Regions from separate parts of the Mus musculus genome. Here region 2 is linked to region 1. The links are chromatin loops, found by intact Hi-C in ENCODE. Cell type or tissue: left cerebral cortex. All regions are shown on one strand. Links, peaks and the distances in the headings refer to the core of each region. The heading gives the core; the rest is flanking DNA. Region 1 overlaps Dnajc5b (DnaJ heat shock protein family (Hsp40) member C5 beta). Region 2 holds the start of Pde7a (phosphodiesterase 7A).

The links. Hi-C counts contacts between places; a loop is a spot of excess contacts. Peaks named below come from ENCODE experiments on the same cell type or tissue, not always from the same donor. Only the 100,000 strongest peaks of a DNase experiment are listed, where the experiment ranks them.
Region 2: it touches region 1 in a loop (6-fold over the local background); 19 of 42 quality-filtered maps call a loop at or near these places.

The regions. Positions count from the first base shown.
Region 1 is chr3:19,530,314-19,537,309 of GRCm38, reverse strand. All of the region lies in intron 1 of Dnajc5b (DnaJ heat shock protein family (Hsp40) member C5 beta), which reads right to left. Among named protein-coding and RNA genes, the nearest start is that of Dnajc5b, 25 kb to the right of the region's middle. In left cerebral cortex, for the core only: a CTCF peak has its summit at 4,126 (motif pointing left); a DNase peak (open chromatin) is centred at 4,127.
Region 2 is chr3:19,310,198-19,316,856 of GRCm38, reverse strand. Pde7a (phosphodiesterase 7A) reads left to right here and starts at 5,535. Exons shown (of 13, transcript NM_001122759.2): 1 at 5,535-5,993. The coding sequence starts at 5,856. In left cerebral cortex, for the core only: CTCF peaks have their summits at 4,897 and 5,104; DNase peaks (open chromatin) are centred at 4,667, 5,425, 5,796, 6,437 and 1 more place; H3K4me3 peaks cover 2,417 bases; H3K27ac peaks cover 1,780 bases.

The DNA.
Region 1 (6,996 bases), core at 2,797-5,296:
TCTGCAACAAGCCAACACCTTCTAATAGTGCCATTTTTATGAGCCTGGGGGGGGGGTCATTTTCATTCAAACCATCACACTCCCAAGTACCTCACACTCTCAAGTACCTATGGTGATTCCTGGGGAATCTCCTCCCAGTCAGGTTAATACATTGTGTTATATATTAAGAAATAAATTTTTCTTAAATCTGTCCTTTCTTGTTACATTTGTATATTTACATACATATACATTTCTAAATACATAAGTGGAATCTGCTCATTCTGTATAAGGTTATTTGTATGTATTTTAGCTAGCTTTTTATATATCCTAGCACCAACCACCAAGGGGATGGTGCTGCCTGCAGTGAGCCAGACCATCCTACATCAGTTAACAATCAAGATAACCACCCACAGGCATGCCCATAGGCAATTCTTCAATGGAGGTTTCTTTCTCAAGTGACTCTAGGATGAGTCAAGTCAACAACTAAAGCTAATTAGGATATCATAGCTCCCATAAATTAATGGATAGTGCTAGAATACTGAAGAAAAAAAAAAACAAATGTACTCTCTCACTGTACAGCCCAAGCTGGTCTTGAACCAGCAGCTCTCTTACTAAGCCTCCTAAGGGCTGGGATTCCAAGCATACATTACCAGGCTTGGCTTCTAATGTACCACTTATCAGGGCTTAGAGATGTTTAAGAGGGAGGAAAAGAATTAAAGGTTGCTGAAGGTAATCTGCTAAACAGTTTATGGTAGTACCCATCTAAGGCAACTTGATTAGCTATTCAAGCCTGAAATGCGAACAAACTGTTTGCAGATGTTGCTGGCAAATATCAAACATGAAGGGGAAAAAAGCCAATAATAAAACCAGAATTTTGGATTAGAGATGATCCAGATTCTAGAGGAGTGATTCTGTTTGGGAGATGTGCTGTCTGAGCCTGAGCATTACACCCAAAACACAGGTCCTTTATGAAAACTGACTCGATGGCTCAAGAAAAGGAAGCATCCGTGGAAATGTTCAGGACTCCATCACAGTGAAGGTGAAGCCTGAGTCCTGCCCTCTTTCTATACAACTTAGGTAAATTTAAGAGTCTTCAATCACTCTCTATTCTATTGATTGGGGGAGGTTTCAGTAGAACTCAGAGCTCATCCACACAGCTAGTCTCTGTAAGCTCCTTGCTCAGGAGAGCCAGCTCCACCTTCTGAGTGCTGGAATTACAGTCTGGTTGTCATGCCCACCTGGTTTTAGTGAGTTCTGGAGACCCACTCAGGCCCCATGCTTCTGCACAAGTGCTTTAACGGCTGAGCCATCTCTCCAGCCTAAGGATGCTCCTGATTATCTACTGAAGGGGACTTCTGGGTTTGAAGGCTAAAACATAAGGGAGGGCCTACTTCAAAATGGGACCCAGCACAGAGAGGATGGAATCCAGAACACACAGTGGTCACTGATCCCCTACCCAACGAAGTATTTCTGGGCTCCTCTGGAGAAAGAAGCCAGACATCAGAGAGAGATATCCCCAAATGCTTGTTAAGGATTTAAAGAGGACAAAGACCCAGATCCTAGAAACCACCTTACTGGGAGAAGCAGCCTCCAGCACACATAGGCCTGAGTTTTTCCCCAGGAGAAGCAGAGGCAGAGGATTAGCAGAGCAGTTAGGCAACACTGTTGCCTGATCAGAGAAGGATAAGTCTCCGGTGACTCACTCTTACTTATGAAAGCATTTGCTATAGCCCTGGGGATGCTTGGAAATGCTTGGGACCATTGGATGCCAGAGAGGTGCAACACCTTAAAGGGCAGGAAGGATGGGGATGGAAAGAGGCATCAAGTTGTAGTACACATATGTTAGGTGTGATTAAGCAAACCACCAATGATAGAGTTATAAACTAGGTGTGGTATCATAAAGCTAATGGAGACATTGAGAGTGAAGAGTAGACCTTCAACCCCCAAATTCTTCTTCAGGAAGGATTTGTGTGGGATGATAATGGATCCTATGGTTGCATATATTACACTGCCAAGCAAAGCAGTACACAACACAGTGAGGGCAGGTGTATCTCCACAGCTTGTGGGTTGGGGAACAGTATAGTTGTTATGCTCGGTGGAACGTGATTACTCACTCTCATGTCTCTCTTCACTACTGGACTCTGTGCTCCTTAAGTTCCCAGTCCTGGTTTGTGGACGCATTCTGACCAATAAGGCTGTTAAAGTTTGTGGCATGAAGGGAACAGAGAATAGGGAACCAGCATTTACAGAATATCTTCTGTGTGTCAGGGCATCTCTGTGTGTGTCATATCACTTGATCCTGGTATCAGCACTGAAGAACGTCCAAGAGGAAGACTGCAGGAATTCAAACCAAGAGGTCAGGGCATGATGGATGTGGGAAGAGCTGCCTCAGATTTGTTATCCTAAGTAGATAAATGTTTCCTGGGCTTTTAAGACCATATGGAAACCCACAGATAACCGAATAATAAAACTGATGGAACCAGGTTCCCTTTGTGTTGTTTTTAAGAGTAATCAGTTGTTGTCTTGGTCTTACTTTCTGTTGCTGTGATGAAATAACTCTGACAAAAGCAACTTAGTGGAGAAAGAATTTGTTTTGTCTTACAGTTTTTTTAGGGGTTCAGTCTCTCATAGCAAGGAAGACATGACAACAGGCAGGGAAAGTTGGCAGGAGCAGGAAACTGGCTAGTCACACTACAGCCATACTCAGAAAGTAGAAAATGAACAGGAAGCAGGGCCAGTCTACAAACCCTCAAGGCCCACCACCAGTGAGTTACTTCCACCAGGGATGCTCTACCTCCTAAAGGTGCCACAGCCTTCCCAAACAGCACTGCCAGCTGGAGAGCAAGTGTTAATCTGGGTATGGGGGACATTTCTCATTCAAACTATAACAGACATAGACATGTACAGAAAGGCAGATACATAGATGAAGGCTTGTTGTGTCATCCACACATCATTAAGGGGAAGACCCAAAGAATTCAAGTCTCATTACCCACATGATGGTCTGAGGCAGAACCAAGGAAGGAATCTAAGTCTCATTCGCCACATGATGGCCTGGGGCTCTGAATCATTTGTTTCATCTCACTTCTTGCTCCTTCCACACCTTCTGATTCTGGTGTGGCTCCAAAGTGGGTCTTCTTTGAGGAACAGAATTCACAGTAAACAAATATATTGGCATCCCAGTGAAAAGTTGCCATTCTCTGAAGTCTGCCCACAGGGAGGGCATAGGTGTGTATGTTAATGTAAGTTACTTGATTCACAGGATAACTATATCTCTCTTTAAAATAATAAACACCCAGAGTTCATGCATCATCATGGAAAATGGAATTACAGGAAGTCAGCCCTTCAGCAATATCTGCTCTCTAGACACCGCCCACATCAGGAGGTTAAACTCACAGTGGACAGCCTTTTACTGTTTTAATCATAGTAAGTCAATAATTTGTATATTGTATATCAGTTTATGAAGCCATTTAGCATGAGTTGGTAGCTTCCAATTGGTCACAAGTGTGAATGCCTATGTCATTGTGCCAGGGTTTTTTGTTTGTTTGTTTGTTTTGTTTTGTTTTTTAGTGATAAAAGTGAGTCTAGTAAAACTAAACTGGTCATGTTTGCACTGGTGAGTGTTGAGTTTGGAACCACCTGATTCTAAAGCTAGTGTTCTTTTGTGTGTTGTGCTGGGTAAGATGCTTCACGACTCATAAAAGACCTTCACAGCCAGTAACTCATTCATTCCTCAAAAGAACTCTGAATGTGAGGACAGTGACCATGTGGCCTCACACTGTGCCTGACCAGGGCTATGAGTGCCTTGCAGCTGTATCCATGATAGCTGTCATGATAGGTTCACTGCTCAGCACGTACAGTGAGCCAGTTTGTTGACTAAGAGGGAGTTCCCAAAGGAAGATAGGAGAAGAAATATTAAGAAGCAGAAATTCATGAATCACATAAAGTTTTAGGAACGTCTGCCTGTAGACGAGTTTGTAACCCTAACAAGTAGGAAAGAAGCATCTCCAAATAATTCAACGGCTGCTCTCAGGACTCTGGAAGACATACCCCTCCCATTCTTTTGGTCTTTGCTAAACTTGCCCCTGTCAGCTATGAAAAAGCCCTCTTCACCTTCCATCCCAAAGAGCCTGGTTCTCAATGCTTCCCCCTGCTGGCCAGTCCGTGACAGGAGGTGAGTGTGTTAAATTTGGTTATCAGTATTACTTTACCAAGCATACCAGCATCTGTATCTGTGAGTACAACATCCTAGTCATTAGCATTCTCACATTTTACACGGGATGCCTAAGGTTTTGAGAGATCAGTGTGCTTGCATACCGATTCAGCAGAATTTCCACTGAGGGTAAGGCAGGCAAGCGATCCTGGCAATATCTTCAGACACCACTGTAATATTATTTTCTCCTAAGGCGTCTGCCTTCAAAATTGTCCCTGGAGTGAAAAAGAGAGATAGGCCTATCCCTAAGCCTTCCAGAGAAGTCCTGGAAACATCATCATGGCAAATGCCTGTCTCCGGCCCATGCTTCCATATTCCTCTTCCCAGTGCAAAAACCAAGACGGATTTCACTGTTCGGTTTCCTACATGGAAATCTATATCCAGGTAGGCATGGCGATCCTTCAGTTTATGGGGTTTTTCAAATCAGCGTTTTCTTTAGAAATCTGTGTTATAATTTATTCTGCTAAGTTAAATCTAATAGTGTGCTATTGCCTTATGCTATCAGTTGACCCATACTCAAATGGATGGTGTGGAATTTACTGCATTTTATGCCTTCTTTGCTTTATGTACTAAAGATCTCTCCTTAGGCCTACAATGTCTCTCAATTAAGGTACTTTAAAATGCATGAGGAATTTGCACTGTGTAGAACATAATGAAGACTTGGCCAATGTGTTTGTTAGTTGGCTGGCTCTGAAAGGCGCAGGCAAACCATGAACTTTCTCCTCGAGTAAGTAGCCACAGCATCTCTTGCTGGGCTCAAAACCAGACTCTTCATATATTATCTATGCAGGTGCCATTTTGTCTCAGAGTATTACATAGAAACCTAGAAACAGTAGCTAAGCTTGCCTATAAAAAAAAAAAACCTCTTCCTAAACCACCATAAATGAATAATGGGCCTATAACAATATTTAAACCTGTGTGTAAATTTAATCTTCATAAAGTATTTTCAATACTTCTAAATTCTAATATTCCTATGCAAAATTCACATCCTTACAGTTACTCATTATCCTTTAGCTATATGCCATCCAATGGGGGGAAATGTTGCCTTGCGAAGTCATCAAGTAGTTGACACTGGATCACACAATACATAATACTTGATCTTCTGAAATGAAGTTCACAGTAAACTGACTTTCTGTCTGGCTGCATTATAATTCTACTAGCATCATAACAACTTAGAGCAGTGACCACTGTTACCAAACTGCATGCCTGCTTCTGGACCATAGTTAGAACTGAAAGGAGGTTCAGCTGTACTGGAGATGGGTGCTGCGTCACATGAAACTAATATCCTAGATGCTCTAATCCCAGGTGTCTAAGGGTATTCTTACACATCAAAACAAGATTTTCCTCTTAAAGCAGAAACTTCATCTACCACTACTATGTGAATTATGAAAAATAAAAAAAAATCAAACTATGCCTTTCATAGCATGGTTCTTTCATAACTAGAAGAAATTAGTGTGGGCCAGGAGAATAGCTGGTTCAACACAGAGAACACCCTACAGTGCCTGTTACTGAGGAAATGAGCAAGCTGTGCCATTTGTTGTGACATCTATTTCTTCATTTGAATTCAATTTGGTGGCACAGAACTTTCACAGTCTAAATAACACGCCATGTCTTAAAAATAACCACTGTTCCTAGCATAATCATCAATTTGCTATTTGGACATAAATGCTTCTTAATTGCATCAGTATTTATATAGACAGTAACCTGAAAATGGGGCAATTCTGCCGTGTTTCCAATATCTCAGGGTACCTGTTCCTATGACTCCAATTCTGTCCTCCGACGGGAAGAACTTGCTGTTTTCACCAAGTCTGGAAACAGATGTGCAGAGAGACAGGAGACAGAGGCAGCGAGGAACGGAGCTCTACTCCATACCCGTCCTACTGTGGCAAGGCTAAGGGCCCCTCTTTTCCATCCTTCCTGCTGGGTTGCACAGGTCAGTGGAGTCAGGTTACTTTTCATTTGTTACTTTATCAGCCAATTGGTTATCCCTTTGGAAAACATAACAAAGGCCAAATAAAACATACATGACCATACAGTCTGCTATTACAGAGCATCGAGACACTGAACTACGCAGCCTCCACCCTTCATTAGCTGGTGCGTGGCTCAGCCAACTCGACTGTGGAACAGCCCTGTGCTTCCAGCAGGATTTCTCTGCTTGCCTTACCTACTGAATGGCTTCTTTCAGAGCTCAATGTCTTTTTTTGGTGTAAGGTTGAGTTAAAATTACTGGGAAATAATAAAGGGCTATTTTAATGGTTTGCTATATTGATACAACTCTCTCTCTAGCGTCACATAAGCCTTTTGTCCAGAGGCACCCAGTTCACCCAGCTAACAATCGTTTACTCTCTAGTCTAAGCAGCCACAAATGCTCACACAAGAAAGTCACAGGAAAAAACAGCATACTGGTGACAATCTCAGGTGGAGCCTACGCTGCTCCCAAACTTGGTTCCGGAGACTTAAAGGTGGAGTCGCCTCCCCAGCACAATGAAACCTAAAGCCATTCTGTGAACTCATTGCAGAACACCTTCCGCCTCTAGAGGGCGTTTGTATTTTAGCTCCCAAAGAACAAAAGTCTCATCCATCCTTATTTCCAGTCAGAGTTTAGAAAGCAACTGTCACTCGGAAAATTAGGAGTGCGGGCATGACCCTAAAGAGACTAAGAGCTAAATATTCAAACTCTAGTATCACTTCAGCCTAAAGATAATCTCCTCTTAAAGAAATGAAAATAGTTGCTGTGTTAACAAGGTATGGATAGCTTTCAATAAAGAATTACAGCATGTGTTCCAAATTCAACTTAATAACAAGCA
Region 2 (6,659 bases), core at 4,160-6,659, 220 kb after region 1:
ACACACACATGTACATATAATTTAAAAATAAAAAAGTTGATAAAAACTGCTTAGTAATCCATTTTTAGGTGCACTATAAAAGATCTGTTGTTCTAAGATTCATTCTTTTCAACATTTACATGGCCATTCATGGACAGTGAAGGAAAGGGCCGTCTGCTCTTCATGACTATTCTCCCAGAGATAGCAAGAGAGGAGCCTGTTTTTAGAAAGAGAATGTAAATATCACACAGTCGTTTCAATATTTATAACTAGAGAATAAAATTTGTGATCCCTTTCTGTCAGGTCTCCCAAATCCTTTAATTAAGCAGATGTGTTTTCTGCAGTGCCCTAAACAACAAAACAAAACAACTTTCCCATTTTAAAATCTTCCTATATTTTTAAAGGTTTTTTTCCTATTCTTTGAGAATTTCATATATGTCCCAATGTAATTTGATCTAATCAACTCCCCACTGTGTAAACGTTGCAGCTCTGCCGGGAAAGGCTTCTCCTACAGAAGTGTTACAGTTCTCTAGGGCTGCAGGAAAAGAGAAGGTTTCTCCACCTGAAGTGTTATGGCTCTGCTCTGGAAGGGACAGGTTTCCCCAGGAAAAGCTCTGCTCTGGTGAAAAAGTTACAGCTTTGGACAAAGAAGTATCCTGCCAAGCAGGAGCCAAGGAATGCCACAAAGTCACACTGCACAACCCGAGATCTATTGGAAGGGAAAAACCAAGGAGGGTGCTGCCTCTGCTCTGAGAAAAGCAGCAGGGAGCTGAACAGAGGTCACAGTTTATTTGGTATTTGGGTGGGGTGGGGGGGGGTGGGGGGGTGGGGGGGTGCTTTTCAGGGTGGGATTGTTGGGATTTTTGGGTTTCTGTGGCAAGTTCAGCTGTTTCTTGGCCCTAGTTTTGGGGTCAAGTGAGAATCTTTTGGCCCTTTTACCCCACACACCGTCCCCTCTCCAACTTCTTCTAGATCCCCCCATATTTTCCTCCCACTCCTTTTTTCTTTTTTCTCTTTACAAACTTGAGTCCAATTAGTAATGCCCAAATGCACATGAATGTAGGGCCAGGCCACAGAGCATAGATAACCTTTAAGAGGAGAGGCAACACCTCTTAAGAAAACTGACTCTCCTTCTTTAAGCAGCCATTATCTACCAATAACTATGAGCTAGCAGTGGGGCCTCATGAGCGCCCCCTACCTCAGACACACACACAGATGTAGGAATGTGGATTGGCTTGATTCCGTGCTGGTCTTGGACAGGCAGCCTCAGATGCTATGAGTTCATGTGTAGCAGCTCTGTCATGGGTAGGGGACAATTTTATATTTGGCACAGAGAAATGAATCTAGAAGAAGCTTAAAACCTGTTCTGACCCAGAATTAGAACTGAGTATCATTCCTGTATGTTTCCCAGATCTGCTATAACAAATGGCTAGAAGCTGGTTGCCAAAATAGCAGATGTTTAATTCTTCATTGTTATGAAAAGTATAAATCCAAAATTGAGTTGTTGCTCCCTCTGAATGTTCTAGAAGAGAATTTCCCCCTGGGGCTTATAGTAAGAGTTCAGTTATATTGGAAGCTGAGGCTGCCACTTGGCCATTCTGGACCATTCTGGACTCCTAGTTAACTCTCAGAGCCAGGAGGGGATGCTTATGTCATCTCCATAGCTACACAGCCAAAGAAGAAATGCAGGAGACTTTAGCACTGTGCTTGGTACTTGGTGTTCAGACTCTGTGGGTAAACTATAATACTTCCTATAATAGATTGCTCAGGGAAGGTTTGGTCCACTCATAAGGCAAGGAACCTTACCAGCTAAGACATTTCCTGAAGGCAAACTGAGTATGCAATGGTCATGATAGAGAGAGAGATGGCATTTATGAGTGATAGTCATCTGAACACTAGCACATGCAGTTACAAGGACAGACGACAAGAGGTATGAGTATTTTGACATAGATCTGTACATCTTAATCAATTATTTTCTACTTCTCTCTATCTCACTCTTCCAATACTGGTTAATGCTAGGTAGCCTTATACGCTAGTTTTTAAGTTTCAGAATATTAGGGAGGTTCTGTCATTTGCCACATGTAGGAATGAATGTAACTCAAAGACCTTATAATCTCTTTTGGATAGGGAATGATCTGGCTAGAGCTGTACAAGAGAAAGCTACATATTCCAGGAAGAAGTATGAAATGCTTAAGTGATCATGGATGTCAGGGTGACATGGATAGATCTGGAGTGATTCTGCCCTGATAATCAATTTTGCTAACTAGGTCTGCATTTCCCAGACGTTGCCTTCTTCCCCATCCCCCATGCCCCATTTTTATGGCTCTGGTTTCAGCTACCCATAGCAAAGACTTGCAAGATTTGAAAGGTGGATATGAAGTCATTATATGTGGAAGGTCTATAGAACATTGTAGACATTGTGCAAATGTCTTGTTCTGTCAACTTGCCTCATGGTAAGGAGTAGTACCCCAGGCCTGAAGCATCTCTATTCTCTGTGTCCAGGGCTAGCTCCTTAGCTAACAGCACGAGCATCTTCTGGGTCACTGGGGTGAGACACAGTGAGGAAACAACAAGGGTTCCAATTTTCTTCTCATAGATCACAACTTGTCCAAGCCTCTGACTTCTTTGCAGCTGCCTAGTGACTTCACACTCACTACCAGACATTGAAGCTGAAGGCTTTCATAAACCTCTTTACTAGGTCCCCTCCCTGCTGCCACTTTAGTGGCTTTTCTATAAGCCTGTAATCATTCCTTCCTAACCTTACCACACCAGCTTCTCCATCAGAAAGCCTGGTATAGTAACACATCTCTACAATAAATCCTTTTTGCACCACTTTTAGTGATTCTGCTTCTTTGATCCATATTCATACTTTGCTATTTCATAGCACTGTACTAAGTAACCATCTTCTTTGGGCAGTTTTAGAATCATCTTGTTTAAAATACACTGGACTATGTTATGTTCCATGGTCATGTTAAAGTGCTGTAAGTCTGTATATTCAGAGGACATTCTTGTTAAACATCCAAGTCTTGTGTATTCCACTACATTATAGTATAGTATAGTATAAAACATACTAGCATATAAAAGTATAAAAGCATCCTTTGTATGGATCTTGATTTTCTTTTCTATTTCTTTATTTTTTGTTGCTTTAGGTAAAGGGATTTCTTTCATTACTTAAGTTTAAAGTTTCTCTCTGTGGTGGTTCATTTTGTGCCATGTTGGTTAGGCTGTAACATCCAGTTGTTTGGCCCAACATAGGTCAAGATGCTGGCAACACTTAATCTCTAGATGTTAAGCAGATTACCCTCTTCAAAGTGGCTGGGCCTTGTCTATTCTGTTAAAGGGTTTAAGAGTGAAGATTTGCACTTTCTTTCTGAAGACTCCAGCATAGAAAGAAATCCTGCCTATCTTTTCAGCCTGGCAGTTTTCTCTTATCAGTTTCAGATCCCAGAATGCAAAGTCCACTATTACTGTCTGTCTGTCCATCTACTCTCTAGACATCAGCTTTAGCAATCTTGAGCCAATCTCTTGAAATCTCTCTTTAACATCTCCCCTCACCCTTTCTGGAGTTCCTCTGATGCACCCTAATGCCTTCCCAACAATACAGAAAACATAATACTGCATGCTATGGTGGAAGACATGGCTCTCAAGTCAGACCAGCGTTTACTAAGGAAGTGACTTAGTTTTGGAAAGGGACTGCTCATTTGTATAAATAAGATCAAATTACTATGTGTTGGGTAAAAATACTGTATATAAAATACCTGCCAGGGCTCTTGGCTCAAACAAGGACCCTGAAATAGACCTTACTGGAAATGTACTGTTTAGTTGCCTATTTAGTAGTGAGTCTTATTATTTAATTAATCAAATATTTGGATATTACTAAATGTGGTATATTTTACTCAATGAAATTTTACCAGTATCAACTTTGTGTAGAGGTACTCAAATTTGTTGTTGTTGTTTGAGATAGAATCTCACTATGTAGTCTGCCTGGTTTTGAACTCACTATGATACTTGAGCTTATCTTTAACTCTCAACTCTTCATCGTGTTGCCCTAGCTTTCCAAAGGCAGCGATTACAGGTTTGTACCACCATGTCCGTACATATCACTTGAGGTTAGTTCTTGAGATTTATCTGTCCTAGGTGTAGGGCAAGTTTGTTTCTAGGAATCTACTTCCAATTTAGTCAGCTGATAAACGACTTTCTGAAGACTAAGTGGCCCACAGTGCTCGGTGTAATCCCAAGTGAGATGCTTAACACATCTACTACAGGGACTAATTAGGATTTCAAAAGCAGTGAGATCAGTTGCTGCACTAAAAGAATCTCATTAGTGCTTCTTCATCTAGTGAAGGCAAATTCCATGACACAGAACGGATCGTAAAACATGATGAAGACCTGGCATGTAGAAAATACACAGGGGCACGAGGTTTAAATAATAAAAGAATACACCTTCCACCTTTGTCCGTTTATCTGATCATGTACACTCGGTACTCAATTTATAGCATCATTAAGCCCAGGCTCAGCACTGTACTTCTTCTAAGACCTGCCACCTTGCCAATCTTAAATAACTGGGAGACTAGATGCCCTGAGAAATGATCCAAATCTATTTTGCCAGGGGGCGGGGGTGGGGGTGGGGGTGTGGAGCTCGTTCATGCTAAAAGTATCTGATGCTCAAAGCATCAGAAACAGTCGGCTCCTGCAGAAAAGCTTTGGCAGTTTGGGGCAGAAACTTAAAAGAACAAGCAAATTATATCCTCACCTTACCAAAACAGGTGAAAAGCTCTCTTACATCCTAGCCAGCAAACACTAACAAAGAAGGGCGATGGTTGGCTAGGGGAACTTTTGGTCTCTTTGTCATCTTTGTCTTCCCAATATCGTCATTTCTCATTTTCTTGGTTGCAGAATTTCACTTTTCTCCATCCAAAGACCCTCCTTCTCGCTCGGGAGTTTTTGGTCTTTTTCTGCTCTGCAGGCCCCGAAAGTCTGGGGCCTCACTTGCCAAGGGAAGCCACTGGAACCTTGCCTAGGTAGGGCACGGACGGTGACATAGCGGGAGCACTGAGCCCCCGAGATCTGCTGGCGTCACCGCCGCAGCGGCCTCCCGCGACGCCCTAGTACGGGAATTCCACAGGGGACGCGCGCGGTGCCCCGACGGGCGGAGCACGGAGAGGGCGCCCGGTGCTCTGGGCATTTTGGATCTGTCGGACGAAACAGCGCCGATCCGGTAGGCCGAACAAACTCCGGGTCGGTGCGCCCGAGGATGCCCCACGTAACTCTCCTGCGCACGCGCCGCGGGTTGCGGGGAGGGAGCTGCGGGGAGGCGGGAGGGGCCGGGGGGGCGCGGGGCGCGGCGCGGCGCGGCGCGGCGCCTAGCGCAGCGGACGCGAGCAGCCCTGTCCGGACAGCCGGCGGGCTCCTGGGCGCGGCGGCGGCGCGGGGCGCGGGGCATGCGGCGCGGCGTCGTGACGTCACGGTGGCGGCGGCCGTGGTTGGCGCAGGGTCCGCTGCTGCAAAGTGTGAATTACGCCGGGCTCGCGCCGGCGGCGGAGCGGAGTGAGGCTCGGGGGAGGGGAGGGGGCAGGGCTCCGGCGGCCGAACTGCTCTACGCTCCGCGCCCGTGCTCGCGGCCCGGGCCAGCTCTCGCGCCGCGGAGCGCCTGGGCGGCGGGTTCCCCTTTAACGCCGCCCGCCCGGCTTCCCGAGCCCGCTGCAGCCCTTCCCGCCGCCAGCCGCGCGGAGGGCCGGGAGGCGTCGGCGGCCACTAGCGCCGCCCGCCCCGCGCGCGCCTCGGCCCCGGGTCCCCGCGGCGCGGCCCCCTCGTAGCGCAGGGGCGGGCGACCGCGGACTGGCGGGCGCCGCGCGGATCCAAGGCGGACGTGTTCAATGGAAGTATGCTACCAGCTGCCGGTGCTGCCCCTGGACAGGCCGGTCCCCCAGCACGTCCTCAGCCGCCGAGGAGCCATCAGCTTCAGCTCCAGCTCCGCGCTCTTCGGCTGCCCGCATCCCCGGCAGCTCTCGCAGGTAACCGCCGCCCCGGGGCCCGCAGCTCGGTGCTTTTGTCTTCTGGAGGGACTCGGGCCATTGTTCCCGCCTCGGTAGGCTGGCCTCCCCTTCCCGGAGTCTTTCACCCTCGGCTGTGCTCGGTGCCCCTGGCCTCTGCGACCCTCGCCGCGGCTAACCCGTCACGCCCGCTGGTAGCCCCAAGCCATGACTTTATCCTCCCCTCCTTTCTCTGTGTCTCCTACCAGTTGGGCCTCTTGTCCCCTTAGTCATGACCCTGAGCTCACCTTTTCGCCCCCCACCCCCTAGCCCTCCCCCACACCTGTGCAGGTTCTCGAGCCTTGCAGCGCTGCGGGTGCTGAGTTTCTCAGAACAATAGGCCTAGTGGTCCCATTGTGGTCCTCACCCGAACTGCGAACTGCTGCTTTGTAGGGAAGGGGCCTAGGTGTCAGGAACTAGTGTGCAAAGTTGATGGTTTCCAATCAGTTTTCTCGCTTGATAAAGGCGGCTTTAGTTCAGAAACCACTGATGAGCATTCACAAAGGACTTTGTTTCCGATGGCCCAACACCAGTTGCTGTTGAACATTAAAAAAAAAAAAATTTTTTTCTGTGACGTCCTTGGCTCAGCTCTTTAGTTGGGTTAAATTTGGTTGCCAGATTTAGAATAAAGAGGAAGAATTTTACTTT